2 separate regions of the Homo sapiens genome follow, and region 1 is linked to region 2. A link is an interaction called in ENCODE POLR2A ChIA-PET data of the cell type or tissue named here. Cell type or tissue: HepG2. All regions are shown on one strand. Each heading gives the region's core, and the rest is flanking DNA. Links, peaks and the distances in the headings are about the cores only.

Region 1 (9,975 bases), core at 555-8,554, 60 kb after region 2:
TAAATAATCTAGAGATGATTTGAAGTGTACAGGGGGATGTGCCTAAGTTATATACAAATGTTACTTTATTTTACATAAGGGACTCAAGCATCTAAAGATTGTGATATCTGTGGAAGGTCCTAGAATCAATCCCCAAGGATACCAGGGACAACTGGAGAGAGAAGCGGGGAGAGAGAGACAGATATTTGTTTATATCTCTAAAAGGACACACTAACAACTGGCAACAAGAGGTGCTTCTGAAGAGGGGAACTGGGAAATGTCAGAGGAAATGAGAAGGAAGATATTTTGCACGACATGGCCTTTTACACTGCTTGAGTTTTTCTCCACATGCTTGTGTTACTTTTACAAAGCAGAAAACATTTGCCAAAGGATTACTATGCCACAGACAATAAAAATGAGACGCTATAAACAAATATACACAGTCATGCATCACATAATGACATTGGTCAATGATGGACCACATATACGACCGTGGTCCTGTAAGACTGTAAGGCGGTATTTGTACTGTATGCTCTCTACGTTTAGGTATGTTTAGAGACAGATACTTCCCATTGTGTTACCATTGCCTACAGCAGGGGTCCCCAACCCTCCAAGGTACCAGTCCGTGGCCTATTAGGAACTGGGCTGCACGGCAGGAGGTGAGTGACAGGTGAGTGAGCAAAGCTTCATCTGTATTGACAGCCACTTCCCATCACTCGCATTACCACCTGAGCTCCACCTCCTGTCAGACTGGTGGTGCCATTAGATTCTCATAGGAGCTCGAACCCTATTGTGAACTGCCCATGTGAGGGATCTTGATTGTGTGCTTCTTATGAGAATCTAACGCCTGATGATCTGTCGCTGTCTCCCATCACCCTCAGATGGGATCGTCTAGTTGCAGGAAAACAAGCTTAGGGCTCTCACTGATTCTACGTGAAGGTGAGTTGTATAATTATTTCGTTATATATTACACTGTAATAATTGTAGAAATAAAGCACACAATAAATGTAATGCACCTGAATCGTCCCGGAACCATCCCCCTCACACTGGTTTTTGGAAAAAAATTTCTTCCACGAAACCGGTCCCTGGTGCCAAAAAGGTTGGGGACCGCTGGCCTACAGTTTTCAGTACAGTCACGTGCTGTACAGGTTTGCAGCCCGGGAGCCACAGGCTCCACCGTGTAGCCTGGGTGTGTAGTAGGCTATGCCATCTAGGCTTGTGTGAGTACACTCCGATGTTCTCGTCATGACGAAATCACCTAACAACACACTTCTCAAAACATAGCCCTGTCATTAAGGGACGCGTGACTTCACAGGCAATCACAGCACAACTTCAGCGGGTGCCGTTCATTGGGCCATTTGTAGAATGGAGCCATTGGAGTTGTGAGGGCACACCCCATGTGGCAGCCCTGTTGGTAACAAAACTAACACCAAGAGTTTCTATGAAGTGAAATTTGTGAGTAAATATTAAAGAAGTAGGGTCGGAGTGGAAGTTGTGGGAGGGGAATAAAATCTCACTCTTTCCGTTTTATGCTATTCCTTATCAGGACCACAATAAAGCCAATCTTCTGCCAATATTTACTTTTGATTTTTTTCTCCAGAGTGGAAGAAAAATGCCCAGGCCTGGCAGGAATAGGAGAGTAGGATTGAAAGTTGAAACAAGAGCAGGAAGCTCACCCGGAAATAAAATCATTTCCAGAACCTCACAATGAAAATGACACTTATTTCACAGAAACACTCAAAGGCTGACTCCACTTACGAGACTCCTCTCTTGTAACCCCAGTCAGCTTTCCCAGATATCTTGGGATTCCATGAAACCCACTGCAAGCATTTTGACCCAGGTTGGAGGCCTCAAACAGCAGTCTCCCACCTAAGAACATGGAAGATGTGGATTTTTGGTCAGCAGTGGTTTCAAAATCAAGACATTTCATGTAAATGCAGGAGTTTCTGGCTTCCCTTGAAACTCTTGGCTCTCTGGCCGCCCTGAGCCCACATTCCCACGTGGAAACTTCAGGCTGCCGTCAAACGGTAGTTGCTCCTTCCAGATGGGGCAAGGGCTCCCCGTTTGCCACAGTCCCCACCACTCCCTGTCGCCCTCCATCAGGACCACTTCACTCAATTCTTTTTTTCATTTGTACTTCATTCACTCAACCAAGATTTATTGAGCACTTACTATGTGCCAGAAAGCTGCAAACAAAACTGACACAAATTCCTCCTTCATGCAACTTATATTCTGGCTGGTGAGGCAATGAAGAAAAAGAAGGAAAAGCATAAATTCCAGAGGGTGGTAAGTTCTGCTGACAGTGAAAATAGTGCTGCAAAGGTGGAGAAGGCATGCTGGGTGTGGTCAAGGAAGGCCTTAGGAGGAAGGTACATTTGAGCAAAGATCTGAAGCTGGTAAGGACAGCAAGCCTTCAGGATATCTGTGGAAAGAACAGTCCAGCCAGCAAGAACAGCAAGTGCAAAGGTCCTGGGGCAGGACTGCTCCTTGTGTGTCTGTGAAGCAGCAAGAAGGCCAGTGCAGCTGGAGAAGAGTGAGTGAGGGGAAGGGGGTGGAAATGAGGTCAGAGAGGGGATGAGGTATCAATCTTGCAGGGCCTCATAGGATCTTTGGCTTTTACTCTAAGTGAGGTGGGAGCCGTGGAGGATTCTGAGCAGAGGCAATGTGGTTGTATGGGTGATAGACTCCCTCTAGCTACATGTGGAGACTGGACTGTGTGTGCGAAGCGGGTGGGGTGGGATGGAGGAGAAAGGTGGAAGCTAAGAGGCCAGCAAGGACCCACTGCAGTGGTCCGGGTGCAGGGTGGCAGTGGCAGGACAGGGCGGTGGCTATGGAGGTGGTGACAAGAGGTTGGAGTCTGGACATACTGTGTTTCCCGGCTCTTTTTTTTTTTTTTTTTTTTTGAGACAGAGTTTCGATCTTGTTGCCCAGGCTGGAGTGCAATGGCACGATCTCGGCTCACCAAAACCTCCCTCTCCCAGGTTCAAGTGATTCTCCTGCCTCAGCCTCCTGAGTAGCTGGGATTACAGGCATGCGCCACCATGCCTGGCTAATTTTTGTAGTTTTAGTAGAGATGGAGTTTCTCCATGTTGGTCAGGCTGGTCTCGAACCCCTGACCTCAAGTGATCCTCCCGCCTTGACCTCCCAAAGTGCTGGGATTACAGGCATGAGCCACCGTGCCTGGCCTTCTTCTTCTTTTTTTTCTTTTTTGAGACGGAGTCTTACTGTGATGCCCAGGCTGGAGTGCAATGGTGCAATCTTGGCTCACTGCAAACTCCCCTTCCCAAGTTCAAGCGATTTTTCTGCCTCAGCCTCCCAAGAAGCTGGGACTACAGGTGTGCACCACCATACCTGGCTAATTTTTGTATTTTTAATAGAGGCGGGGTTTCACCATATTGGCCAGGCTGATCTCAAACTCCTGACCTCAGGTGATCCTCTGGCCTTGGCCTCCCAAAGTGCTGGGATTACAGGCCTGAGCCAACATGCCTGGCCTGTTTCCCAACTCCTTTTGGCACTTAGGAGAAACTCCCCTCACTCACTCTCCTCCAGCCACATTGTGCTTGCATGATCCAACCTCAGGGCCTTTGCACTTGCTGTTCCCTCTGCCCTGCACACGCCGCCCCCAGATATTCCCAAGGCTTCCTCCCTCCCTTCTCAGGGCTAAAGCTGCTGAAACAGCCCACATTCCTGACATTCTCCTCCCTTGCTCTGCTGGGTTGGTCACTACAGTGAACTTCCTGGCCTCAATATACAGGAGACGTTTTTTCTTGTTGTTGAGTTGTCTATCTCCTGCCGTAGGGCATCAGCTTGAGGAGGGAACCAGTGATGTCTCTTTTTTTTTTTTAAACAGAGTCTCACTCTGTTGCCCAGGCTGGAGTGAAGTGGCACAATCTTGGCTCACTGCAACCTCCACCTCCTGGGTTCAAGTGCTTTAGCCTCCTGAGTAACTGGGATTACAGGTGTAAGCCACCACACCTGGCAATTTTTTTTTTTTTTAGTAGACATGGGGTTTCACCATGTTGGCCCGGCTGGTCTCGAACTCCTGGCCTCAAGCGATCTGCCCACCTAACCCTCCCAAAGTGCTGAGATTACAGGCATGAGCCACCGCGCCTGGCCAGCAATGATTTCTCTCGTTCACTGCTGTATCCCCGAGTCTAACTATGCCTGGAGCAGAGTAGTCCATCAGTGGGACTTGTAGAAAGAATGAGAGAAGGCGTCAGAGATTGATTTTGTTTCTGCCACTCATTAGTGTATGACCTGTGCAAATGGCTCCTCCCTCCATCCCCAGTATCCTCTTCTATAAAATGGGTCTCTCTACATAACCTCTGTAGGGCTGTTGTGAGAATCTGGGAAGCCTACGGCAAAAAGCCTTTAGCACCATTCAGGGATCTTCGAAGCTGTCCGTGTTAGGTGTTGCTATGAACCTTAGGAGGGAATGAGAGGATAGCTGGAAGAGAGTCACCCCCGCAGAGGCCAAGAAGGAAGAGAGAAACACGTTTGTCCTAAGATGGGACAAGGCTGTTTTTTCCAGTATTTTCAGTAAGAAAACGAAAGAGCATCCAAGAATCTCAGGGCACAGTCCAGGCTGCAAGCTTCTTGGCTGTCTGGCCTCTGCCCATCTTTCCTGCTCTCTGCTCCAGCCTATAGCTCCCTTCCCCGCAGCCCTGTGAGCCCCTCAGTGGCCCCAGGATCCTCTGCTCCTCTGCTCCTCTGGGAATCCAGTCCCCTCCGGCTGAATGCCTCACCTTCCCCTGGGGTCTACCACTCAGCCCTCTGCAGCCAGCCCAGCTCCTGTGTGGAATTCCCTGGTGGCTGGTATGAGGGGGTGCCCAGCATCCCCTCCTCATCCTGTGACAGTGGATAAGGGCCAGCTGTTAGCATCATTGTTGTTATTACTATTACACAAACGCTTCCAATGGATCCACACCACCTAAGCAGCGCCAGGAAGCCAGGGAAATGCCAGAAGCAATAACAGTCAGCAACTATGTAGTACCTACTGTGTACTGTGCTGTATTGCACATAGGCACCGTTCCAAGCCCTTCGTGCTATTAACTCATTTGATTGTCACAGTGTATGAGGCAGGTACTATGTTAACTCCATTTTACAGATAATGAAACAGATCTAGAGTGGTTAAGTAACTAACCACTGAGAAAGCTAGATTCAAATTTGTGGGTTGGCTCTAAAACCTGTTGTTTTAATTAACTCTACACACTGCTGCCTTATGGCATTTTATTGTTTGAAATAATAACATTTCCTGAGCACTCACTATGTGCCAGCTACTAGGCTCAGAATTACCTTTCTTCACCCTGAAAGACCCTATGAGTTCATTTGATTATTAAATAGTCCCATTTTACAGAAGAAGAAACTGAGGCATAGAAAGATAGTGCCTCACACAGTGTGGCAAATTGTGTTTTCTGTTTTTTTTTTTTTTTTTTTCTTGCTCTGTTGCCCAGGCTGGAGTCCAGTGGCAAGATCATAGCTCACTGCAGCCTCCTGGGCTCAAGCCATCTTCCTGCCTCGGCCTCCCAAAATGCTGGAATTACAGGGAGTGCACCCAGCTGCGCATCGTGTTGTCTTAAGATGCTTACAGCATCATCTCTCATCCTCATGATCTGTTTCTGCTTCTTTTTTTTTGTAAAAAAAAACCCCCCCAGCTTTATTGAGATATAATTCACATACCATAAAACTCACCCTTTTAAAGTACACAATCCAGTGGGTTTTGGTGTATTCACAGAGTTGTGCAATCATCACCACTACCTAATTTTAGAACACTTGCATTGCCCCCGAAAGGAACCTCACACCCATTAGCAGTCACTCCCCCTTCCCACCATGTTGTGAGGAAACCCAAACCAGCCCAAGTGAAGAGACCACACGAAGAAGTCACACACAGGTGTCTTTCTGATGGCCCAGCTGCGGTAGCAGCTGCCAGACACGCAAGTGAAGACTCTCCGACCGAGGCCAGCACCCCAGCCACCAAGTCGCCCTCAGCCTTCAGGCTGTCCCAGCCGAGGCCCCAGACACTGTGGAGCAGAGACAAGCTGTCCTGCTGTGCCCTGTCTGCATTCCTGACCACAGGATCTGAGAGATATCATTCCAGGCGAGTAGAATGGCTGCTTTACACCGCTGTGTTCTGGGGTGGGTTTGTTATGCAGGAGGAGTAACCGAGCCACAGCTGGTAAGGGGCAATGCTCGGGTTTGAACCCGAGTCCTTCTGGCTTTGAGGCTGCCCCTTAAACCACATATAGGCTGGATGATCCCCTGGATGTGGAGGAGTCGGCACTCCCTTTCTTGTGCAATCGACTCAGTGCATCGGGGTGACGTGCCCTTTCTCTAGCTGACCTTCTGGAAGCACATAAACGGAGACAGAAATGCTTTCTTTTTGTTTTGCCAGTTTATTGCTGCTGCTGCTGCTGCAGTTCTTATTTAGTATATATGAATTCTTGTTCTTATTTTTTGCTAGTTAGAGTAAGGCTGGGCGTGGTGACCCTCAGCTGTAATCCCAGCACCTTGGGAGGCCAAGGTGGGCAGATCATTTGAATCCCAGAGTTTGAAACCAGCCTGAGCATCGTGGTGAAACCCCATCTCTACAAAACAAATACAAAAATTAGCCGGGCACGGTGGCATGTGCCTGTAGTCCTAGCTACTTGGGAGGCTGAGGTGAGAGGATGGCTTGAGTCTGGGAGGCGGAGGTTGCAGTGAGCCAAGATTGCGGCATTACACTCCAGTCTGGCCGACAGAGTGAGAGCCTATCTCTCAAAGAAAGAAAGAGAAAGAAAGAAAGAAAGAAAGAAAAAGAAAGAAGGAAGGAAGGAAGGAAGGAAGGAAGGAAGGAAGGAAGGAAAGGAAGGAAGGAAGGAAGGAAGGAAGGAAGGAAGGAAGGAAGGAAGAAAGGTTAGAATAAATAGATAAGAAACACAAAAAATCCACCTGCCATCCCCACTACGCAGGAAAAACCTCCACATAACACTTGAATCTTGTAGAATTGTATCTACCAGGCATTTAACTCACGCAATTTCACTGGGCATCAGTGGGCCAAAAAGGGTGATGGGGAGAGTGACAATCTTTATTTTTTCGTTTCTTTTCTTTTTCTTTTTTTTTTTTTTTGAGAGAGTCTTGCTCTGTTGGCCAGGCTGCAGTGCAGTGGTGCAATCTTGGTTTACTGAAACCTCTGCCTCCCGAGTTTGAGTGATTCTCCTGCCTCAGCCTCCAGAGTAGCTGGGATTACAAGTGAGCACCATCACGCCTGGCTAATTTTTGTATTTTTAGTAGAGATGGGGTTTCACCATGTTGGCCAGGCAGATCTCAAACTCCTGGCCTCAAGTTACCTGCCCGCCTCAGCCTCCCAAAGTGCTGGGATTTACAGGCGTGAGCCACCAAGCCCGGCTGAGAATGACAATTTTCATATGGCAAGTGAGTGTAGCTGGCAGGTCCTATTTTTTGTTCAACATGGCCCCAAACACAAGATGACCCCTCTCCATCCAGGGGCTATTTGGATTTGCTAAGTGTTTATAATGCACCACGGTTGAGAGGAAATTTAACATATTTTTCAGGATCATTTTTGATTCTGCATAAAAAGAGACCTTTTTTATCCCTTCCAAAAATGGGATTGAGCTATGCAGATGGTTTTGTACCTGACTTTTTCACGTAACAACGTACTTTGAACTGCTTTTGGGCAAGTGGCTTTCTCCTGGCCTTCATGGGAAGGAAGCGCTCTGGGAGTCCACCTGCGCTCTTGCTGAGTGGCAGTCAAAGTCGACTGGAACTCTACAAGCTGTGCAGTCAGGATGCTGAGCAAAAGAAGCCAGATGGGAAGAGCACACACTGTGTGCTTCCCTTTATAGAAAGTTCAAAACCAGCAAAAGTCATCTATGGGGTTAGAATTCAGGACAGCCATTAACCTTGGGGGTGGTGGTGGGGAGGATTTACCAGGAGAGACATCAAGGGGGCTTCTGGAATGTCCTGTGTACATCTGGGTGCTCATTCCACGAATGTGTCCACTTGGCGAGAATTCACTGAGCTCTTTATGTATAATGTGTGTACTTTTCCTTGCAATTAAAACACACATACAAACACACGCAGATGCATGCGTGCGCGCGCGCGCGCGCACACACACACACACACACACACACACACACACACACACACACACAGTGTTCTTAGAGCGCAGGCTGTCCTGTCTGGAAATACATGTTTAATGCTTTTGCCACATATGGGCAGAGGTGAGTGTTGAGAGGACTGGGTATGAAGTTGGGAACCCAAGTCTGAATCCTGGTTCAGCCATCATTAAATGTGTGACCTTGGGCAAGTTACTTAACCTCTCTGAGCCTCAGTTTCCTCATCTGGACTCTGTACCAAGCCCACAAGATCACAGAAGCAGCCACTGCTCGCCTCTCCATCTGGCTCTTCCGTTCTTCTCTGGCTGTCTCTCTAAGCCCACACCACACTGGCCACCATTCTTGTTCCTATCACAGCAAAGCTCAATGTGGCCTCAGGGCTTTTGCCCTAGCTATTCCTGCTGCCTGGAATTACCCTTTCCCTGATTTTCTTGTGGTTGGTTCCTTTTCCTCCTTCATGTCTCAGTTCAAAGGTTACCTTCTCAGAGAGGAGAGCCCCTCACTGACCACTATCCACACCAGCCATCATCAGTTCCATTCCCTGGCCTCAGTTTCTTCCCAGTGCCTCTTAGGTTCTGAAATGGTCATATTTGTTTCTTGCATTGTTGTTGCTCTTTACTTGTTATCTGCTTGGCACTCCCTCTAGACCCATGGACTCTAGGACATGAGGAATCATGATTGTCTTGTTCATTGCTACACCTCCATCACATAAAACAATGTGTATTTGTTCAATTAACCAATCAATCTATACAGCGATCTGATTCTACTTTATGGAATTCTCGGGAAGTTTCGAAAGTACGTTTTAAACAGCCAGGTTTATAAGAATGAGGAAACTTTGAAAGCTCTGTTTGAATGTGGTTAACTCTACTGAGAAGAATCTAGATAGGCCCAAGATGCTTCGTGAGCTGCGTCTTCCATAATTTCATCTACACTGAAAGTCACTATACCGCTTGCAACCACCCGCCCCCCACCTCCACCTTTTGCTATTTGCACCTTTTGTTATTGGCCATTTGGCTGGAACAAAGTCACTAATATTCTTAGTAGTTTATTTCTATATATAGAGATTTTCTTTTTTTTTTTTTTTGAGACGGAGTCTTACTCTGTTACCTAGGCTGGAGTGCAGTGGCATGATCTCGGCTCACTGCAATCTCTGTCTCCCAGGTTCAAGAGATTCTCCTACCTCAGCTTCCTTAGTAGCTGGGATTATAGGCATACACCACCGAGCCCTGCTAATGTTTGTATTTTTAGTAGAGATGGGGTTTCACCATGTTGGTTAGGCTGGTCTCAAACTCCTGACCTCAGGTAATCTGCCCACCTTGGCCTCCCAAAGTGTTGGGATTACAGGTGTGAGCCCCCACGCCTGGCCAACATGGTTTTAAGATGGTCAAAAGGTACAGAGTGTACAAAGAGAAGTCTGTCTCCCTCTGACTACTGCTCTAGAGCCGATTAGTGTTTCCAGGTACCTAGTAAGCGCTTCCAGAACTGTTCTGTGCAGAAACAGGCATGTGGGCTATATCTTCATCTTTCCCGTTTACACAGAAAGGATCTAGTTCAATACACTGCTTTATATCTTTGCTTTTTCTTTTTTCTTCTTTATAATTGATCTTGGAGCTGTTTCCATACCACACATTGTATGTGTATGTTTTAGTTGCACAGAAAGGTGTACGCATCAAGAGCTCAGAGAGTAACTGGTCTCTCTCTCTCCTTCTCTCTCTCTCTCTTCTTTTAAGACGAAGATTTGCTCTTGTCACCCAGGGTGGAGTGCAGTGGCCTGATCTCGGCTCATTGCAACCTCTGCCTCCCAGGTTCAAGTGATTCTCCTACCTCAGCCTCTTGAGTAGCTGGCATTACAGGCGTGCACCACCACGCCCAGCTAATTTTT
Region 2 (9,975 bases), core at 592-8,591:
TATGGCACATGCCCTCATGGGACAGGTGGCTTCTTTCAGAAGCTGCAGTGATCTCTCCCAAACCAATTGGTTCTGTCAATCCCCAGTGAAAAATCCTTAAGAATCCTCATTGTCCCAGAGACCTGGGCTAAACCCCTTGGTCTGAAGCGGTCAGGTCCAAGATTCTTTCATTTATTCACACACAAAAGGAAATGATTGCGCTCACTCCATAAGCCAGTCAGCCTCTGGGCGCTGGAGAAACATGAGAGGCCCTGGGAACTTAGGCCCAACGGCAAGAGAGAAAATAATAAATATCTAACATGTCAGGTAGTGACGAACAGATATGAAGACAAATAAGGCAAGGCGAGGGGAGACTTATTTGAGAAGGGTCACTATTTCAGGAGGGAATTCAGGGTCAGCCTCTCTGCTAAGAAGGGATTGCAATGAAGTAAGGGGGTGGCAAGTGCAAAGGCACTGGGGTAGAAAGGGGCTTGGTGGCCGCCTGTGCAATGAGTGTGAGAGGTGGAAGAGGCTACAATATGGGCGTGGCTTCCTCCCTGAGTGAAGTAGGGAGCCATGGGAGGGTTTTGAGCAGAGGAGGGCCCTGCCCTGACTTTGATTTTTACAGAATCCCTCTGGCTACTTGTGGATAACAGTCTTCATGGGGGCCAGGAAGCGGAGAAGTCTGCTGCAGGAAGCGAGGTTTTGCAGGCCTCATGACACTTAGATCACAGAGAGGATTCAGGGGTTTGAGTGACATTCTCAAAAGACACAGGAAAACCAAACAGGATTTTCGGGTTAACCAGAAGCTGCCAGAAGATGGACGGTGCCCAGCATGCCCTGCCCCCAGGCACCCTGGTCCATGGGCCTTTTGTGCAGCATCCTCGGCGGGTGTGGACGCTGTGGTGCTGGTGTTGCTGGTGGGTTTTCCCCTGTGCCTGCCTCTTGGCTGTTGAGGACAGTGCTGGGGAGGATGTGAGCACTTAGCACCCCAGCGTGGTCCGGGCGATGGTGGCCCAGCTCCCGCCAAAGACGCTGACTTCTTTGAACCCGAGAACAAACATTGACGTTCTTAGTTCTGCAAAAAAAAAAAAAAAAAAGCCCTGCGTCCATGCACGCTGTATCCCCCCATCACCAAACTCACTTATCTCGCTGCACAATCCTTCAAAGCACAACACAATGTATTTATGTCTGTGGTTTAGGTTCCCAAAACCTGTGACATCAGATAAGTACGATGTTCACAAAAACAAACATCGCAGAAAGGGAAAAAAACGACCAAAAAGAAGCAGCTGGTTTCAGCCTCGACTTCCTCTCCCAAGAAAAAGGGGCTCTATCTGGCTGAGGTTTCACTGTATTCAGGCTGGGGGGTCAGAGGAATGCCGTCCTGCCCTCTGTCCAACTGCTCGCATCTCAGCCTTTGATGTGTGACTCTCTGAGGCTGAAAAATCTCACCTGCAAAATGGAAATGCCAATCTCCACCTCTTGGGACTCATAAAAATAATAATAAAATGATAATAAAAATATACCAATAATTGCTCATCTTTGGATCAATTGTGTTCCATAGGTCATTTCCTTAGCAAATCCTCACATCGGCCTGTGTTTTGCCTTCACGTGGGGTGGCTACTGAGAACATCTCCAGTTGACACATGGGGAAACTGAGGCTTCAAGTAGGAAAAATAGGCAGTTATAAAACACTGCATGGCTACTTTTGGTTTTTAGAAAATGCAAACATGTAATATATAAATTAAATAAATAAATAACAAAATATAAAAATATAATTAGGCAAAAAAGTTTGGCCGGTTAAATGCCCAAAAGCCACAGTGCTTTCCTGAGTATCAGAGTGACCATTGAGACAGGAGTCCCACCGCTGTCTCCTTCTCGTCATTCCCGTCTCGGCAAAATGTCACCTCTGCTGAGAGGTCGTCCCCAAGCTCTTGCCTAAGGTGGCCCTCCGGTCCCTCTTATTCCACTCACCTTATCTCTTTCTGCCCTGACCGTCGCTGGAATGCGCCGTATTTTTTCATCTGTTTCTGGGCTTATCGCCTGTGTTCCCCGCTAGAGCTTCAGACCCAGGAAAGCAGGAACTTCACCCCGTCCCCAGAGCCTTGCCCAGTGCCTGGCACTAGTGGATCTCAATACATATTCCTGGACCAACGGAAGGTGTTTTCTTATTTTTAAAAAATGTACTTTGCACACTGGGCAAGGTGGCTCACACCTGTAATCCCAGCACTTTGGGTGGATGAGGCGGGAGGATCGCTTGAGTCTAGGAGTTCAACACCCATCTGGGCAACATAGTGAGACCCTATCTCTATAAAAAAAAAAAAATTAAAGTATTAGCAGGGCGTGGTGATACCTGCCTGTAGTTCCAGCTACTCCGGAGGCTGAAGTGGGAGGACTGCTTGAACCCAAGAGGTCGAGGCTGCAGTGAGCCGTAATCATGCCACTGCACTCCAGCCTTGGTGACAGCTAGACCTTGTCTCAAAAATAAAAATACAAAGTGAAAAAATTGCTTTGCTTTTTCAAAAGCAAAGCACACCATATGAGTTGTTTTTAATTGTTGTTTTAAGTGCTGGTCAAAAATGAGCTGGCAGGAGCCTCAGCAGGAAGGCACAGCCTCGGCGGGCTTATCTGGCTGAGTGTGAAGGAAGTGGGCACACTGGCTTCCCACAGAGTGGGTCAAGCAGCGAACATCCCAGAGTTTCCCAGCCCAGTCTGCCCCCAGTTCTCTGGCGCTGGAGATCTTCCCGCCTGGGACAGGGTTATCTTTGAATGACAGCGTGTTCAGTCTCCCCCATGGGGTGAGGCTGCCCTGAATCTCAGGGAGCAACAGGGATCCCCTGGGCCAAACACAGCCCCCAGGAGATGTTGCTTGGCCCATGCAGTTCAAACAGCTTGGAATTTTGGCATTATTTTAAAAATCAAGATATTTTGGAAGAAAACTTTGAAAATCCTCCCAAAGGGCACCAAATAAGATGAGAATAATTGGATGGGAAGATTTCACATCCTTAAGATGACCATTCTGCCAACATACATAAAACTTAATGCAATTTAAAGTAGCGACCCACAAGGTTTTTTTAGTTGGATAAAACAATCTTTGAGTTCACAAAGAAAAAAGTACAAAATGAAAGAACAATGAGAAGGATCAGGACAAAGATAATATTTCAACTCACTGGGAAAATGGAATATTTAATCCAGGACCCCAGCCGAGCCCACTATCAGCAAAAAACAAAAATGGACTCCCATCTTCTACTACAAATCCAGGGAGTTCACATAAAACACCTGGCTTGTCCAAAAGTCCCGACCACACTGGGCCCTTATTTTTGCAAGGCAGCAATGGATTGATGCTGAGTTGCATCTCGGGGACTCTCCACTTCACCACAGTCTCCACCATTCCCTACTGCATCCCACCTGACTGCCTTCAATCATCTGTGTGTCTTGCTTGGGTGTTCGTAGCCTCTGAACTCACTACACAACAGAAGGACTCAGGGAACCTTTGAAGTTGGATTTCTGCTGTTAGCCACCTTTGTACTGTTCTCATTTTGCATAGTGGAAATGTGTATTTAGAGGAGGGATGTGGCTTCAGGCATGATTAAGAGCATGATTAAGTTGGTCCACCTGGGCCGGGCGCGGTGGCTCAGGCCTGCAATTCCAATGCTTTGGAAGGCTAAGGTGGGAGGAATGCCTGAGGCCAGGAGTTCAAGACCAGCCTGGGTGACAGAGCGAGACCCTGCCTCTAAAAAAGAAAAAAGAAAGAAAGAAAAAGAGCATGGAGCTAGAAGCTAGAGAGGCTTGAGCAACCTGTGAAGAGCGACTTCCCCGCTCAGTGCCTCAGTTTCCTCCTCTGCCACATGGGGATAATAAGAGCTGTCACACATCATGTTAGTTGCAGAGATTTGTGCCATTCTGCAAAATTCTTAGCCCGGGGCCCAGTGCAGTGTCGGTGCCAGGGAAACAGTGGTGATGACAAAACCCTCCCTTTACATCTACGGCTTTTAGTTCTCAGGCTTCTAAGGGAGGAAAGAAAAAGGAAGAAACGAAGGGAGGAGGGGTGCAGAGCGGAGCATTTGCTTTTACCTTTGATCTCCTTTTGCCAAAAAGGAGGGGAGAAAGTAAATAAACAGGCCTGGCCTCCTTTGATTCCAGCGCCTGCCCGGCACAGAGCTCCAGAGCTGATAAGAACCAGCCAAGTTCTAACTGGGCAACTCCACCCTCCTGACCAGGCCTTCCCTTGGCATTTGGAATCCAGGACGCCAAAGCCCTCCCCTGCACCCTACTGTCAGCATGCACCGTTAATGCCCTTCTCGCCTTCCCAACCATGGGAGAAAAGATGGAGAGAACTTCCCCACTGTGGAACCCCACACAAAACAATTGGGCGGGTTTGGAGACAAGAAAAGGGTCTTAGAAAGCGGCTTCCGAATACATTAGAAACCCAGTCCCCCATCCCAGGAAGAAGCCCCCACACTGGGGACTTGCAGGAAAACAAAATGCTCAGGGATTTGTCTTGGCAATGAATTAAGCAGAAGGCTGGTGAAGTTCTCGGCGCAGAGCAGAACCACCCCTCCCACCCCCCAGTGGTTGGTGGAGAGAAGCCGTGTGGCACGGTGGGTAATGGTATAGCTTTGAACCCATTCGTTTATGGTTGTGTGACTTTGGGCAAGTGACTCGGCCCTGTCGAACTTCAGTTTCTCATCAGCCCTGGCACTGGGCTCATGGGATTGTTAAAGGTTAACTGAGGTTGTGCCCATCGGGTGCCTGGCGCATACATAGCAGGTGCTTGTGCTTGGACACTGTGATTATAAAATGGCTTAGGGAGTCCCAGGATGGCCTCAGGAGGAGAGACAAAAAAAAAAAAATGCTCAGGCCTCATGTCCGGAAAGATGAAAGAGGATCAGTTTGAAATCTCTAAAGGCACCAAGGGCCATGCAGTGGCCAAGGTCAGGCACCGGGTCTGCTTGAAGTTGACAGGAGGTAAATTCAGGACAAAGTTTAGCATACACAGAAGACATTCCTTCCACATTCCCCCCAGGTAGGCCCTAGCTGATGGCTCTAAGAGCTTCCCCAGGACCTCTGCTAAATAGCTCAGAGCTAAGGCAGAGGGCCTGGGAGAAGAGGCAGAGGTGAGGGGTCCCTCCCACCCCTGCCTCCTCCTGGCTGTGTGACCTGTGTGCCTGGCCTCAGTTTCTCCACCTGTAAAATGAGGCCATAATAACACCAACCCTGTAGGTTTTGAGGATAGAACACATGGCATTCTGCTGGTGCTCAATGAATGAACAAAAGTCACAAACCACAGCTACTTCCAGGATGAGGCTGTGGAAGCGGTTGTCAGCAGGGAAAGAACTGACTGCTCTTGACTCCTTTCTTAGGAAGTCCAGGCTCAATTCCACATCCACGCCCCGTCCACCTACCCTGGAGGCAGGGCCTCGCTCTGCTTCGCACATTCGCAAGTCCCCAGGGCCTGGCATAGAGCAAGTATTTGTTCAATGAATGCATGAGCCTGGATACTCTGTGGAGTCAACCTCCACTGAGAGCAAAGGGAGGCCCAGAGAGGCCAGGTAACTTGCCCGAGGCCTCACAGCCCCCTGCCTGCCTGAAGGCAGAGCTGGAACTGGGGCTGAGCTGAGCCTGGTCTGCACCCCTACTTGCTCTGGGCCTTCCCCTCGGGGAAGCCTGCTGTCCCCCACCTGAACACACCCTGCCCAGGCTTCCCCCACCCAGCAGAGCAGGCACAAGGAGCTCCTCAGGTGGAAGGAGCTCCTCCTTCCACGAGTGTTCCAGACGCTCACTGACCTCTGCAGGGACTGGCCTTCCCCTCTCTCCCTGGTAGGCTGAAGGCCACCAGCTTGCCACCTGCAGGCCTCGTCTGGCTTCAGACGAGTTCCGTTATGACCTGCACTGTGTGGTTTTGTATAACCTGCACTGCATGGGTTTCCTTCATCATTTTGAATCATTTGCCAACATTTAAAAATTGGCGATTTCGTATAAAACCCAGAATTTCCAGCTTCTTTCGGAAAGTCGGCCTCTCTGGCCACCAGGCCTGCTTTTTTCTGGCTCTGGTCAGCAGGAGCTTCGTCCTAGGCCTCTTCACTCCCCTCGCTCTGACCTGGTGGTCCTCACTCAACCCTGGGCCTACTCTCCCAGGCTTACAGCCTCCTTACATAAAGGCCCAGGCCTGCCCGGAGACCAGGCCACTCGCTCCCCCGCCACCGTGCGGTGCCTCCTCCGTTCACCCTCAGCCCGGGCACTCCCAGGGAAAGCCAAAAAGGCAGGATTGGAGCCAAACTCTAGGTGTCCAGTAGACAGAATAATGACCCCCCAAAGGTGCCCACCTCCTAATCCCCAGAGCCTGTGAACATGTGACCTTACATGGCAAAGGGACTTTGTAGGTGTGATTCAATTCAGGGTCTTGAGATGGGAAGATGAGCCTGGCTTATCCAGTGGACCCAAGGCAGTCACCAGGGGCCTTATGAGAGGGAGGCGGGAGGGTCAGGCCCAGAGGGCCCACTTCGACTCCAGTGGGAGCAGAGGTGGGAGCGGTGCAAGCCAGTGAGTGCCATTGGCCTCAAGACAAGGCATGGATTCTCCCCTGAAGCCTCCAGAAGGAACTCCATACTGCCTGCACCTTGATTTTCCCCTCGTAAGACCCACTTTGGCTTTCTGACTTTCAGAACAGTAAGGTCATGAAAGTGTGTCATTTTCAGTTTGGTGTAATCTGTTACAGCAGCAATAGGAAACATCCCAGGGTTTGAACCCAGGCTTGGCCACTCCCTGGCTATATGCCCTGGGGCAGGTGACATAGTACTGAGCCTGGGTTTTCCCGTCTGAAAAGGGGGTGAGCAGAGACTTCTGTTAGGTGGGGGCTGTGTGTGGGGGTGAAGTCGATGGCACAGGTAAGGTGTGGGGCAGAGCCCTGACAGCTCACGCGCTAGACGCCACCATGGTTAGCATCGCCCTCTTACTTCCTCTCACTTCTCTCACTGTCACTGAAACCAACTCAGAGCAGGCTTTTGAATCTGCCCACTGCTGCCCAAGATAAAGACGAAACTTCCTACTTAGGATCCTACACAATCTGCCTTCCCTAATAATAATAACAGTAATGATTAAAACAATAATGTCCACTAGCACTGATGAAGCACTTGGCAAGAGCCAGATATTAACTACGTATTAAACTCATTTAGGCCAGGTGCAGTGGCTCACACTCATCCCAGTGCTTTAGGAGGCAAGGTGGGAGAATCGCTTGAGGCCAGGAGTTCAAGACCAGCCTGGGCAACATAGCAAGACCCCCAATCCCTACAAAAAATAAAAAATTTGCCATGTGTGGTGGCATGTACCTATAGTCCCAGCTACTCAGGAGGCAGAGATGGAAAGGATTGCTTGAGCCCTGGAGGTTGAGGCTGCAGTGAGCTGAGATATCACCACTGCACTCCAGCCTGGGTGACAGAGTGAGTGAGACCCAGACTCAAAAAAACACACACAAAAAATTATTTAGGCCAGATGCAGTGGCTCTTGCCTGTAATTCCAGCACCTTGGGAGGCTGAGGTAGAAAGATCGCCTAAGGCTAGGAGTTTGAGACCTGACTGGGCAACAGAGTGAGACCTCATCTCTCCAAAAAAATTAAAAATTAGCCAGGCATGGTGGTGTGCACCTGTAGTCCCAGCTATTCAGTGGGCTAAGGCAGGCAGATCGCTTGAGCTCAGGAGTTGGGAGGCTGCAGTGAGCTATGATCAAGCCACTGCACTCCAACCGGGGTGACAGAGTGAGACTCTGTTTCTAAAATAAATAAATAATAACTTCGAAAATTCACTTAATGCTCACGACAATCCTATCACTTGCCCTATTTTTCTGATAGGTAAACTGAGGCCCAAAAGATTAAGTCACTTGCCCAGGATCCCCTGGCAGGCTGGTAGCTAGCTGGGATTTGAACCCACGTGGTTGGGTCTTGGAGCCTGGATGCTAACCATGGGGCCGTGCTGCCTGTATATATGAGCAGACCAGGGAATAACACTCAGGGCCCCAGGGAGTGGCCAGAGACTCAGTGATCATGGCCTCCCCTCCATACACTGCCTGTCCTGGGTACAATCCTGGACCCGAGAGATCTGAGGGTCGTGGCTCCTCCTGGTACACAGTTTGTACCCACAAGTGTGTTTATTTTGCAAAACAGTTTCCAGCAGTGCCCACTCTCTGCCGGACACCTGGTTTCCAGAAAAAATGCAGACCCCTCCACTGTACTTAAGATGGTGGAGACAGGCCGGGTGTGGTGGCTCACGCCTGTAATCCCAGCACTTTGGGAGGCCGAGGCAGGCGGATCACCTGAGGTCACGAGTTCGAGATCAGCCTGGCCAACATGGCGAAACCCTGTCTCTACTAAAAATACAAAATTAGCCGGGCGTGGCAGTGGGCGCCTGTAATCCCAGCTACTCAGGAATCACTTGCACCTGGGAGGCGGAGGTTGCAGTGAGTTGAGATCGCGCCATTGCACTCCAGCCTGGGCGACAGAGCAAGACTCTGTCTCAAAACAACAACAACAACAATAAAAGATTGTGGAAACAGATGAGTGCCTAGGCTGTCACAGCCCAGTGAGGGACGGCAGGGGCCTGGGGGCAGGGGGAGGTCGGGGGAAGCTCCCTGAGGCAGGGCCATCTGAGGAGAAGCCCAAGGAAGCTGACGCTGGCATCCTTGAACAGCTGAGCTGAGTGCCGCAAGGAGGATCCGCCCAGGAAGGCCCCGGTGAGAGGAAGCCCGTGTGCTTGGAGAGGTGGATGTGGTCACAGGTGGCTGGAGTGCTGGAGAGAGTGGAAACGTCAAGAGGTCGGCCTGGGCTCGGCCACTTACTGTGTGACCTTGGGCAAACTTCACCGCTTTTCTGAGCCTCAGTGTCCGCATCTGTAAAATGGGAATAGGATAGCAGGGTACCTCCTGGGGTGGTTCTGAGGATGCGACGCGTCACTGCGTGTGAAGGTCAGCGCCTGGCATCGGGAAGGGCTGCATTGGTGTGAGTCGGTCTTGTTGCTGTGATTATGATGAATACGAAGCATCGCGTTGTCAGCCTGCACGCCACCTCCCCTTCCAATCAGCTCCTCAGATGCAGAAGCCGTGAAGCTCCCACAAGTTCATGGGGACAACCCGTGTGAGACCAGTGAGGACCCCCTGCCTGTGGGGAGGGATGTCTTCCCAAGAAGTTTCATGTCTGCCATCCCAGACCCGGGATCCAGGCCGGCGTCTACACTCCCTGGGGTTCCCAGCTTCAGGCAGCTTAGCCCTCTGCCCGGTGTTTGCTCTCCGTGTCCCTCCTGTCCTTTTGTGTATGACACGTGTCCTTCCCCCGCTCCCTTGAGCTCCTTCCTCATCTTCACCAATACGATTTGTCAGTCACTCTCAATGCCCAAGTTCCTCTTTTTCAAGCACGTTAACAATACGAATTGCTGAGAGTTTTTGAGCACTTGCTATGTGCCTGATACTTTCATTCATTTATTCATTCAGCAAGTAGCCTGAACACATCTTGTGTGCATTGGAGATCTTCAGAAATAACAGACAAAGGTCCTTGCACTCCCTGCTGGGCTTAACATCTTGCGGGTGGGGAGTGGAGACGATCATAAAGAAACCGGCAAAGTCTACAAACTATTCTTTGTACACATAAACTCCCTGAATCACAATAATAACCTTATGAAAGGTTTTCCCCTATTTTTCAGGTGAGAAAAACCAAGGCTCAGAGAGAAGGACTTGCCTAAAGTCACACAGCTATGAAATGTCCGAACTGGGATTCAAACCCACACCTGTCAGACTCCAGAGCCTGTGCTCCTTCTCTCCCCGGCAGCCTGTCTACTAAGATGTTGGCCCAGCTCCACATACAGTCATCTGCCTCGCCAGCAGCACATTTCAGAAGCTCCACAATGTCTGAGGTCGGGGGTGTCGGTGCCCAGGGGCACAGCTCACTCCCACAAGGCCCCGGGCAGGGTGAGCTCTGCCCTCCCTTCCAGCAGCCTCTGACCAGGAAGGCCA

What was found. ChIA-PET counts read pairs that join two places held together with the same protein. Peaks named below come from ENCODE experiments on the same cell type or tissue, not always from the same donor. Only the 100,000 strongest peaks of a DNase experiment are listed, where the experiment ranks them.
Region 1: POLR2A ChIA-PET joins it to region 2 with 5 read pairs; 4 of 35 experiments call an interaction of 5 or more read pairs at or near these places.

The regions. Positions count from the first base shown.
Region 1 is chr20:50,445,296-50,455,270 of GRCh38, forward strand. No RefSeq gene overlaps it. Among named protein-coding and RNA genes, the nearest start is that of PTPN1, 60 kb to the right of the region's middle. RefSeq lists an enhancer at 3,229-4,194. In HepG2, for the core only: no CTCF peak of the experiment used is centred there; DNase peaks (open chromatin) are centred at 1,256, 3,666 and 6,066; H3K4me3 peaks cover 1,008 bases.
Region 2 is chr20:50,385,471-50,395,445 of GRCh38, forward strand. It overlaps LOC124904928 (a long non-coding RNA gene), which reads right to left and starts at 2,200. Exons shown (of 2, transcript XR_007067641.1): 1 at 1,954-2,200; 2 at 156-1,057. In HepG2, for the core only: no CTCF peak of the experiment used is centred there; DNase peaks (open chromatin) are centred at 3,501, 4,091, 4,891 and 5,264; H3K4me3 peaks cover 567 bases.